4 separate regions of the Homo sapiens genome follow, and all the other regions are linked to region 1. A link is a loop called in an ENCODE intact Hi-C map of the cell type or tissue named here. Cell type or tissue: MCF 10A. All regions are shown on one strand.

The links. A loop is a pair of places that touch in the nucleus more often than their neighbours do. Peaks named below come from ENCODE experiments on the same cell type or tissue, not always from the same donor. Only the 100,000 strongest peaks of a DNase experiment are listed, where the experiment ranks them.
Region 2: a loop joins it to region 1, with 25 times the contacts of the local background. A loop is called at or near these places in 73 of 110 quality-filtered maps.
Region 3: a loop joins it to region 1, with 9 times the contacts of the local background. A loop is called at or near these places in 10 of 110 quality-filtered maps.
Region 4: it touches region 1 in a loop (17-fold over the local background); 67 of 110 quality-filtered maps call a loop at or near these places.

The regions. Positions count from the first base shown.
Region 1 is chrX:39,148,580-39,151,079 of GRCh38, forward strand. No RefSeq gene overlaps it. Among named protein-coding and RNA genes, the nearest start is that of LINC01281, 180 kb to the right of the region's middle. In MCF 10A, a CTCF peak has its summit at 1,349 (motif pointing left); a DNase peak (open chromatin) is centred at 1,342.
Region 2 is chrX:38,766,920-38,769,419 of GRCh38, forward strand. No RefSeq gene overlaps it. Among named protein-coding and RNA genes, the nearest start is that of MID1IP1, 33 kb to the right of the region's middle. In MCF 10A, a CTCF peak has its summit at 1,350; no DNase peak of the experiment used is centred here.
Region 3 is chrX:38,663,442-38,665,941 of GRCh38, forward strand. The region is part of intron 1 of TSPAN7 (tetraspanin 7); the gene reads left to right. Among named protein-coding and RNA genes, the nearest start is that of TSPAN7, 100 kb to the left of the region's middle. In MCF 10A, a CTCF peak has its summit at 1,059 (motif pointing right); a DNase peak (open chromatin) is centred at 1,060.
Region 4 is chrX:38,753,232-38,755,731 of GRCh38, forward strand. No RefSeq gene overlaps it. Among named protein-coding and RNA genes, the nearest start is that of MID1IP1, 47 kb to the right of the region's middle. In MCF 10A, a CTCF peak has its summit at 1,065; a DNase peak (open chromatin) is centred at 1,080.

The DNA.
Region 1 (2,500 bases):
TCACCCCTCTTCTATCACCTCAGCTGATCCCTACACACTTAACTCTCAGGAAGGGAAAGAAGTAGGCCTGATTTTGCCCTCAGCTTCCAAGAAGCAGACAAGAAAACAGTAGATATCCAAGAGTTGGCTGTCTTGTCCCCAAAGCCTAGATACCATCCCTTTGTTTCTCTTCCTGTCAGAGAGCAGTGAACTGTGTGCTTTTAAGCTGCCCATCTAGGGACTACCTTGCTTTCACTGGGGCTAGTCTGGAGCAAGATTGTCAAGGTGGCACCTTCTTCCAGTGTGGACCACCCCACTATCTCTCAGCCAGCCCCCCTATGCCTTCCCACTTTCAGGTTTTTCTGAGGTTTGGCATCCTTCCAATCACACAGGAATTCAGCTGATAAATGAATTCATACTCAAAAGTTATTGACTTAATTTGTCACCTCCGTCCAGGAGCTATTTGCACTGAAAAGAGATCCACCAGGGAGAGGGCAATGTTTAACTTCAAAGAATGCCTTCCTAATGGTGGGGTTTCAGGCAGTGTGGCCTTCGGGCAGCTCCTTCAGATCACCATGGAGGTGACCTTTCTCTCAGCAAATTCATGCTGCAGGAACTTCCCATTTTCAGTGTGCACCAAAATGACCTGAGGTGCTTGTGAAAGACTGCAGATTCCTGGACCCTAGAGATTTAAATCCCAGGATGGGAACCTGTACTTTAATCCACTCATCACTTTCTGATGAAAGTGATCCACAGACCATATTTTGAAAAAACTACTCTGCTATCGTATTAGTTAGCTTGGGCTAACATAACGAAATACCACAGTCTGGGTGGTTGAAACAGAGAAATGCATTTTCCCACAGTTCTGGAAGCTAAAAGTCCAAAATCAAGGTGTCAGCAGGTTTGATTCCACCTGAGGCCTCTCTCCTTGGCTTGCAGATGGCCACCTTCTCCCTGTGTCCCCACATGGTCTTTCCTCTGTGCATGCACACCCCTGGTGTCTCTCTGTGTGTCCAAATCCTCTCCTCTTATAAGGACACCTCTTGCCAACCTTGGATTAAGCCAACCATAACGGCCTCATATGAATTTAATTACCTCTTTAAAAAAGACCCTATCTGCAAATACAGTCACATTCTGAGGTACAAGTACTGGGGGTTAGGGTTTCAGCATATGAAGCTTAGGGGTACACAATATACAATTCTGCCCATAACAGGAATGTAGAAATAAAAATAAATGAGGCATTTATGAAGGGGCAGTAGGAACTGCCAAGTTCTCGCCTCTTTTCAGTAACTGCAAGAGAGAAACTATACCCAAGTTGAAAGAGATTGTGCAAAAAGCACTGGGGATCAGTCAGCTAGGGAGAGGTACAGCGCCCCCTGTTGGCACGCTGGCCTCTGTTTAGGAAACCACCTTGGCTCACCCTCTAAATTGCCTTTCCTGTTGTTATTCTTCCCTAGGTTTAGAAACACTTTCTTCTTTCAGCTTCATGAGAGAGAACAGTCTTTGGCACTGGCACCAGAGTGGCCGCCCGAGGCAGCCCTTGCCTCCGCCTTCGAGGATGTTTCTTTCCCCAGAAAAAAGCGAAGACCCTTCAACCTCCCCATTCATCATCACTACGGGCAATCTAATTACAGCCTTGTCTTAATGAGGAACTCATTTACAATTGAGACTTCTTCCTTATGAAAATGTAACATCTTGAACTATGTTTTTATGGCCCCTTTTTACAAAAATAAGAAAGGAAATTAATTAATTTCCTTGTACACAGGAAAGACTCATGAGGTCTTGCCGGTTGTGCGCAGAAAGGATGTGCGCTCTCTTTCTCTCTCACTCTCTCTTTCTCTCTCTCTCTCTCTCTCTCTCTCTGGGCCTCCTGCTGTGTGACAGTGAAATGCTAAAATGATTTTGGCAGGAGAATATTCTCAAAGGCTGTTTTTATTTCAGCAGCAGAAGAGTATCTCAGAACGCAGGCTGCACCTCTGCCCTGTGGGGCTGTTTCTAATTGCATGAGGTGAGCTGCAGAAGTCCTTCCCCCAGCCGGATGGGGAGAAAGTGGTAAGAAACCTAAGGAAGATAATCGTGTCTGCCACACTCAGCGCTCGCCACTTAAAGGAATTAACTTGTTGGAATGAAATATTTCTATGGATGCAGAAAACTATGCATTAGAATAATGAGACTAACCCCTTCTTACGCATTGCAATCACTGGGGTTTGTTTCTTCCCTCTCTAATCATAACATGCTATCTTCCTCCTTGCTCACACCTCTGTAGGCAAGACTGGCTGCGAATACTTTAGATTATCACCTTCTCATTTTCAGTGTGAAATAATTGCCCAAGGATGGAAACTGACAAACAAGAATGTGGATTTCAGAAAGCAGCCCTTTTGTTATTTAGGATAGCCAAACTAAAATGGAGACAGGTAGATTGTGTGCCATCAACTTCCCCCATCCTCACACTTCCCCCTTTAGAAAAAGCTTTGTGCTTTTGCAGACCTGGATTGATTTGAAACTTGAAAGGCAGTTGAGA
Region 2 (2,500 bases), 380 kb before region 1:
CAAGTTTGTTCAACCCGCAGCCCATGGGCCACATATGGCCCAGGATGGCTTTTAATGTGGCCCAACACAAATTCGTAAACTTTCTTAAAACATGAGATTCTTTTGAGATTTTCTTTCAGCTCATCAGCTATTGTTAGTATATTTTATGTGTGGCCCAAGACAATCCTTTTTCTTCCAATGTGGCCAAGGGAAGCCAAAAGATTGGACATCCCTGCTGTAGAGTATTCCTTTTTGTGAATATACCACATTGATCCATTCTACTGTTGGCAGATATTGGGATTGTTTCTAGTTTGGGGCTACCATGAATAGTGTTGCCTTCTTGTACCTGTCTCTTGATGCATGTATCGTCTCCTGATGAGAGGAGTGCTGCACTTTAGGCCAATCAGCGTCACAGTAACACGTAAAGATAGAGTAGCCTACAGAGAGACTTGTGACCAGGAAACTCCTTTGGAGATCAGGAAACTAGGTAGGCATCCCCTAACTAGCCTTGAGGATCCAACTTGGATTGTTGCCTCAGTTGGCAAAACTCACTAGGCTGAAAGTCTTCAGTTTCCAATATTCAAATCAAAGTAGGAGTAGTTTCTCTGGATTTTTTTTTCTTTTAGCATTTAGCAGGAGTAAGGAGTTGGTCCATGATTAACTCCATCACTGGTCTATTTATGACCTACTTTAATTTTTCGTTCTATTTATTTGGTTAGTTTGAATACTGTAATAGGCAACTGCAAATCCACAGCCCCAAACAAAAGACAGGACCTTGGTAATGACCACAGCTAACTGTATGTTTCCCTCATCGTTCCATCTTCTGGCCTCTCCCTACCTCGTGCAGAGGTATTTTTGAACATTACATAAAACCCTCAAAAAGGACTATCGACCCCAAGTAAGTATGAATTTGTGCTAGGCAAGTAGAAAAGAATATTGATTTCATTCTCTTTATGTCCTATTACTTCCAGGGAGGCAGACAAATGTTAAAACGATAAGTTGTGTGAATCATGTGAATATACATTCTTCTGGGACAAAGCAATTGCAGAGTCTTTATAGTTTTTTCATATGTAACTACTCATTCCCTTTAGAAGGATTTCTAGCAAAAATATAGCTTATGCAACAACAGACTTCAAGATGATCCAGGCTATCTGAGAAACCTATTCCTTGATGATAAAATCGAATGGTAACACAAAGTTTAAATGCCTCTTCAGTATGTTTTGCTACAAAAATCGCTTAGTTTTCAATTTAACCATGCATTTAATCCTTTGGTGAACTGAGTAATGCCAGGACAGAGTGTAAAGGAACTGGAACATCATGAGTTTGAGAAAAGGACAATAAATCCAATATTGCAAAATTACAGTAGATGGTGCTAGATGGGTGCAAAAGACTCCAACAGCCATCTGGGCCACCTTCAAGATTTCTCCTGAGCTTAGCAGTTTAGAAAATGTGCAATTTAGATTTATCAATTCAGGAGAGGCACTCAGATAAAACAGTTGAATTAGTGAGATCAATGAATGCAGAACCCTATAATTAGACAATGTTAAGGTTTTTATGGAAATTAACAATGAAGACAACTTTAAAGCCGTGGTCAAATCGTTGATCTTTCTGGGGTGTTGGTGCCAATGTTAAATTACTAAAAGAATGATTTTCCATTCATCTAAAATAACGTCATCTGTAAAGTTAATTTTTAAACTAATTTGCTCTTGGTATTAGTTATCATTTATACAGTATTTGTACACTTTGTAGGTTAGCTTTGAGATTTAAATGTCCTATATAATGTATGCAAAGTGATTTACAAAGCATTACCTAGTATAAATTATTCTACACATGTGAAGTATTATTATTTTTATTATTATTACCTAAAGTGCTTATTAAATATTTGTATTCATTACTTTTTTACAGCCACTTTGTCCTGGATATTCTTCTTATTATTCTTTTAGCTTTTCAGGTGAAACAACTGAGACATAAGATAATGAAGTGAACAATTTCAAACATGTATATATTCCCCTTGCAGCAGCAGTACAAAATGACTTTCAATCAATGAACCAGAGATCAGGCAAGCACCTGTCCTTAATGAGAGGGTTATCTGGGGTTAACCCTAGATACAATGAAAATTAACAATGGGAGCGATTCCAAACCATCTCACTGTTGTGTCTCTATAACAGATGCTTCCCTCCCATGATCTGCTGAGCACTCGGTGGATGCATTGGTCCTTAGCTTCCTTGGAGAAAGGAGCAACATGACAGCACTAAACACACTCAGGATGTGACTTATCAGAATCTGTCAGTGACTGCAGGAAAATGTTGGATCTGACGTTAAGTAACCCTTTTTCTCTCCCCAGAGCCACATACGGTTGAGGTTCATGTGTCGGACAGGGCGTGGAAGAAATTCCTTTTCTGGAAGTTAACCTCTATTGTCCAGCATCTGATATGTCCAGCCTAAAATATTCTCTTAAGTGCATATTAGCAAATCCTTGGAACTCCAAAGGCTTTTTCAGAGGCTGAAAGGTCAGATGTTT
Region 3 (2,500 bases), 490 kb before region 1:
GGGTACAGTGTACACTGCTCAGGTGATGAGTGCACCAAAATCTCAGAAATCACCGCTAAAGAATTTATTCATCTAACCAAACACCACTTGTTCCCCAAAAACCTATTGAAATTAAAAAGTCTTTTTCTGAAAATGGAGTATTTGTGTAATTTACATTTTATGACCATTTTAACAAACTGGTATAGGTTTTGCACTTACATGAGGAGAGGGTTCATATACAAAGCAATGATTGCATTAGGATAAATTATGTTATGAAAGAAAAGGCATTAAAATGATCTTGGTACTGTTTGCCTTAAAATCAGGATTTGTGTTAACTTTGACATACTGCATGTAAGATTTGTTCTGGTAGTAACTGAACTTCATGAAATCACTGGTCACAGAAATGTAAGTTATCAGACTCTCATACTTGATTAGCAGTATACATTTTCATTAAAGCAATCACATTCCAATAAGGACCAGCAATAGCAGTTCACGGAATGCAGCTGCTCAGTTTGTATTTGAAGTGTTCGTGTATCTTTGGGAGCAATACCATGAAGTCACAAGTTTCCGAATGAGGCATATATTCAGCCTAAACACCGACTAGCTTAACTGAATTTTTGCTTTTGTTCAATACATTTACATTGTGATGTTTACAGCTTAGGCTGATAATGCTACAGTGGAAAGTATGGGGGAAATTTCTCTTTGGTCCCATTTTAAATCACCTCGCAGTATTTACCAGATGTAGAAGTTGTGTACGTATGTGGTATCTGATAAGCTCTGTTTTATAAAATACAGGTTCTAAGACCCAGAGAAATGAAAAAAATATATTTTTTTTCTCAATGGAATAGTAAGCATTTACTCTGTGCCTGGCACTGTGCTAGGCATTAGTAAAAGATGGCACAGGCACTGTCCTTTTCTACATAGTGTCCATTGCATTTTTACCCCTAATGACTTGACAGTTGATTCTTAAAATTTGATTTTAGCAGGTAAAAGGCATTTTATGTTTCCGTGTTGGGGAGTATGGCAGAAGAGGCTGCTCAAGGAAAGTACTTTTTTAAACAACCACCGGGTGTCAGCAGAGGACTTAGAACTCTTGGCAACATCTGTGTTCTTGGTTTTCTTGGATTTAATTTGCTAGGCCATCTCCATTGGAATTTTTGAAAGGCAGTCAACCTCCACGGGGCCACTTTCTCCCAAATATTAGTGTCAAACACTTTCACCGCAACACTGCATCACGATTGTTTATCTTTGCCTAATAAAACTAGCACTAGTTCCTCAATCTTTTTCTGATTTAAAACCTTTAATTCTGTCTTTCATGGTGAAGGTTCTACAAAGTAGACAGGCTGCCAGGGTGGGGAAGTGTCACCAAACTCTAGTTGTTTTTACTGACCTCTCCCCCCATACAGGTAAAGCTCACACTTACCTTATGCAGTGAAAAGTACAGGGACCATTCTTCGTCCTGCACACACACACAAAAATCTGATAATGGAGCTTGATGGTTCCAAATTACAGAAAGTATTTTCAGAGTATAAAGGAGAGAGGTCTAAGCATCTTCACTGGCCCAGCCATTTGGTTCATGGTATAGCATATATTTGGTGGTGGTCACAGATATTAGGAACTGTGTATTGATTGACAAGGGAAACCTTGGCAAGGTGGGTATGGATTTGTATCATGCCAATTCTCTCCAGTTTTCTCACCTTGACTCCTCACTTGAGTGAGCAAACTAGACAGGGATCCAAGGCATTTGGTATGAGACATTAGGCTCTAGGGTGGGGCCAAACTGGAGATGGTCTTTCTTGGACACCCAGGTTTCTTTCAAGCTTCATGCGGTATCAGAAGTGGTAGCAGTTACAAGGCTGTCAGTTTGAGTTGCTAAGCTATTGGTGACCTGAAAGACCAGCTTGGGAGATGGTTAGAGACATAAAGCAACCCCAGTGGCTTTAGCAGCTAAAGCTGCCAGGGCGTGTGGCCTGCAGGGGGTGGGGTGTTAGGCATAGTATGCACCCTGGAATCTATCCCATAAAGTAAAGGCCTGATTGATGCAGGGTTCTAGTTTAGACATGCTATAGGGATTTCCTTTGGACTGATCAGTGGGATTTGGCAAATCGCATTACAGCTAATTCCAGGAACTATGCAGATTCTTCTGTTGTTTTATATTGAATAAAATATTAAGACAACACATCAATAGGGATTCAAAAATATTTGGAATATTTTGTTTTTGTGGAAATTTCTGCAATAATAGTCAAAGGGAATCACTGTGTTCCTGAAAACATTGTGCAGGATGTCCATAAAATATACTGTGTACACACATGCCATCAAAGAGGGCAGCTGTCATTCTTCATGGGGTTATACCCAGCTTGGTGTCAGGCAGCAGCTGGGGGAAGGCTCTCAGACCTGTCGTATGATGTGCTTTGTAAACTGCTTTTTAAAAAAGAAGTTCTTTATTGTTGGCTTGACTTCTAATTAACACAATAATTGCATATGGGATTGTGTAAGGGGCACGTTTATTGGGGAAAATAAA
Region 4 (2,500 bases), 400 kb before region 1:
GAACTTGAGATGCTTCAATCTGTCATTCGGTGTGCACATCACTCGCGGAATCTTGTGGTGTTCAATGAATTGGACATGTTTCTTCATGTGGGTTCCCCCTCCTTTAAATACATTACTATAAATAAAAATATTAATTCAGTTTATTTTTCCTTTTTGGTACTGTAATATTTATTTTTGTTTTGCTTTTTTCCTGGTGTGAAAATTTAATAAAAAATATTTTCACTATCTGTGTTTCTCTGGGACTGTTACAATTATTACTTTCATTTCGTGAATGTTACTGAAAATGATTTTGTTATATGAGGAAGGGAGTGTAAAAATAATCTACTCTGGATGTCAAATATGCTAGGTATGCTACTGCTTATAATAAAAATAAATCTGTCTCCACAAATAAGGAAACTGAGGCTCAAAGATGTTAAGAAAATTGCTTAAAATTACACAAGTAGTAAGTTATAGACCAGCCATTCTAACAAAGATTGTACAGTCAATATACAGCACGTAGGCTTAATACATAGGAACTCATTTAATACTAACAGCCATACGAATGGAGAACATCCCCATTTTGCAAGTGAGGGAATTAAAGTACAGAGAGGCTAAATGAACTTGCCCAAGTTCCCACAGCTAGTACTATGGCAGAACGAGGATTTGAACACTGGTAGAATGCTCCGGATACTACCTGTGTAATCTTCACACTGGGCTTCCTCATCAACCAGGGTCCACTTTGAAGGCCGTGCTCAGCTCTCCTGTCAGCTGCAGCTGAGCAACTTAGACCTACTTGCAGCTGCTCTGTCCTCTTCCACCATCCTCTCCCATGTTTAAGGATATCACCCAGCAGATGCATGTGGGGGATTTCTAAGAGCAAAAATTGCAATATGCTCTGAATTCAGTTCAGCTTGGTTGTTTTCCAAAGACTTTGAGAAGGGAAGAATGGAAAAGAAGACTGACTTTTTCGAAATAGGATCCATGGCATTCTAAGATATATTTAACTCCTGTAGGCATCTTTGTGCGCTTTAATAAAGTCTGAAGAAAACTGCTTATTGGTGCCACCACAGGTAATACTGACCCACAACACTAGATGGCAAAGTGGTGCTACGTTACTGTGTCGTGATCTGAAAAAGCCTGGTGTAAGTCTTCCAAAAAAATCCAAATCTACTGGGCTTTTTTTTTCTTTTTCATTTCTAAATTTATTTTAGGAAAACAAAGTTCTATGTGAAGTTAACAACTTACTTTAAAAAAATCATTGTTTAGAAATGCCCTATTTTGAATTGTCCAAGTCTTTCAGGCTCTCTCAAGTAGGTAAATATATGTCTTCTTGCCTAATGACCATCTGGTCAAAAGCTACTATCTAATTGATCAGATAAAAAAGGGAGGATAACAGAAGATAATAGAGATAGTATGAAATGTACTTTCAAAAGCTGCATGTTAACATAAATGTGACAAATGTATATGGTGCAGATGTCATCTGGCATGGCCTCTTCTGTTTAAATAAACTTAGAAGCAAATAACAAATTGGACACACCGCTGTTCATTTCATTCATTCAAAAATAAGCGGCTTTTATGTACAAGGCAATCGTAAGCAGCACATAACACAAAGAGTTCTACTCTGACATTTAAGAAATCTGTGTTCTAGATGGGGACAAAAGACAAATGCAGCAATACTGTTAACATTCAGCGCCTGAATCATTCTTTCTCCAGAGCCTCGTGGTGAGAGCTGCTGATTTCCCCCTCCTTTCTTCCTCGCAAGCCTTGGGACCACCCAAGATCCTGACCAGGGCAGACAGTATATCAACATATTAAGACTGGGCTCCACGCAGCAAGAGCTCAGGGCTGGGTTTCTATTGCTTTCTGAATTGTCTTGGCAACTCAAATCTAGCATATTGCCTGCATTATCAGAGGTGCCGAATAACTGTTAGCAAGAGACAGGAATCAGTGTGCGTAGCCACCAAAGAAGATAATTTGTCTAGGATGTTTTCTCGAACTTTGCCACTGGCAATGAAGAGAGGGTGGATATTACTGGCATAGAGTATCAACAGCAAAGGCACAGAGGCAGAGAACTCTGTTCTGGCTGGGGAAGCCTGCCATGGTTAGAGCAGTGATCCTTAAAGGGTGAGAGTGTTGCTCTCCCCAGCAGTATCAGCATCTCCAGAAACTTGTTAGAAATGCAAATTTTAGGCTTTGCCTCAGACCTAGGAAATGAAAAAGTACTGGGGGAGGGGACCTGGCCATCTCTGTGTTAACAAGCCCTCTATGTGATTCTGATACAAGCCCAAGGTCAGAACCACTGGGTTAGGGTATAGGCCCTGCCAGGGAGGGTTGATAAACAAGGTGAAGTACACAGGTGTTAGACCTTGAAGGGTCTTGTGCTAAGGAGATTTTTTTTTTTCTGTTTGTTTTATCTTGTAGGCAATATGGAAGCCATTGAGAGTCTCTAAGCAGGAAGGTGACCAGAACAGGTCTTCACTTCAAAACAGTTGTTCTGGTGATGGCATCGAGGAGGATGTGG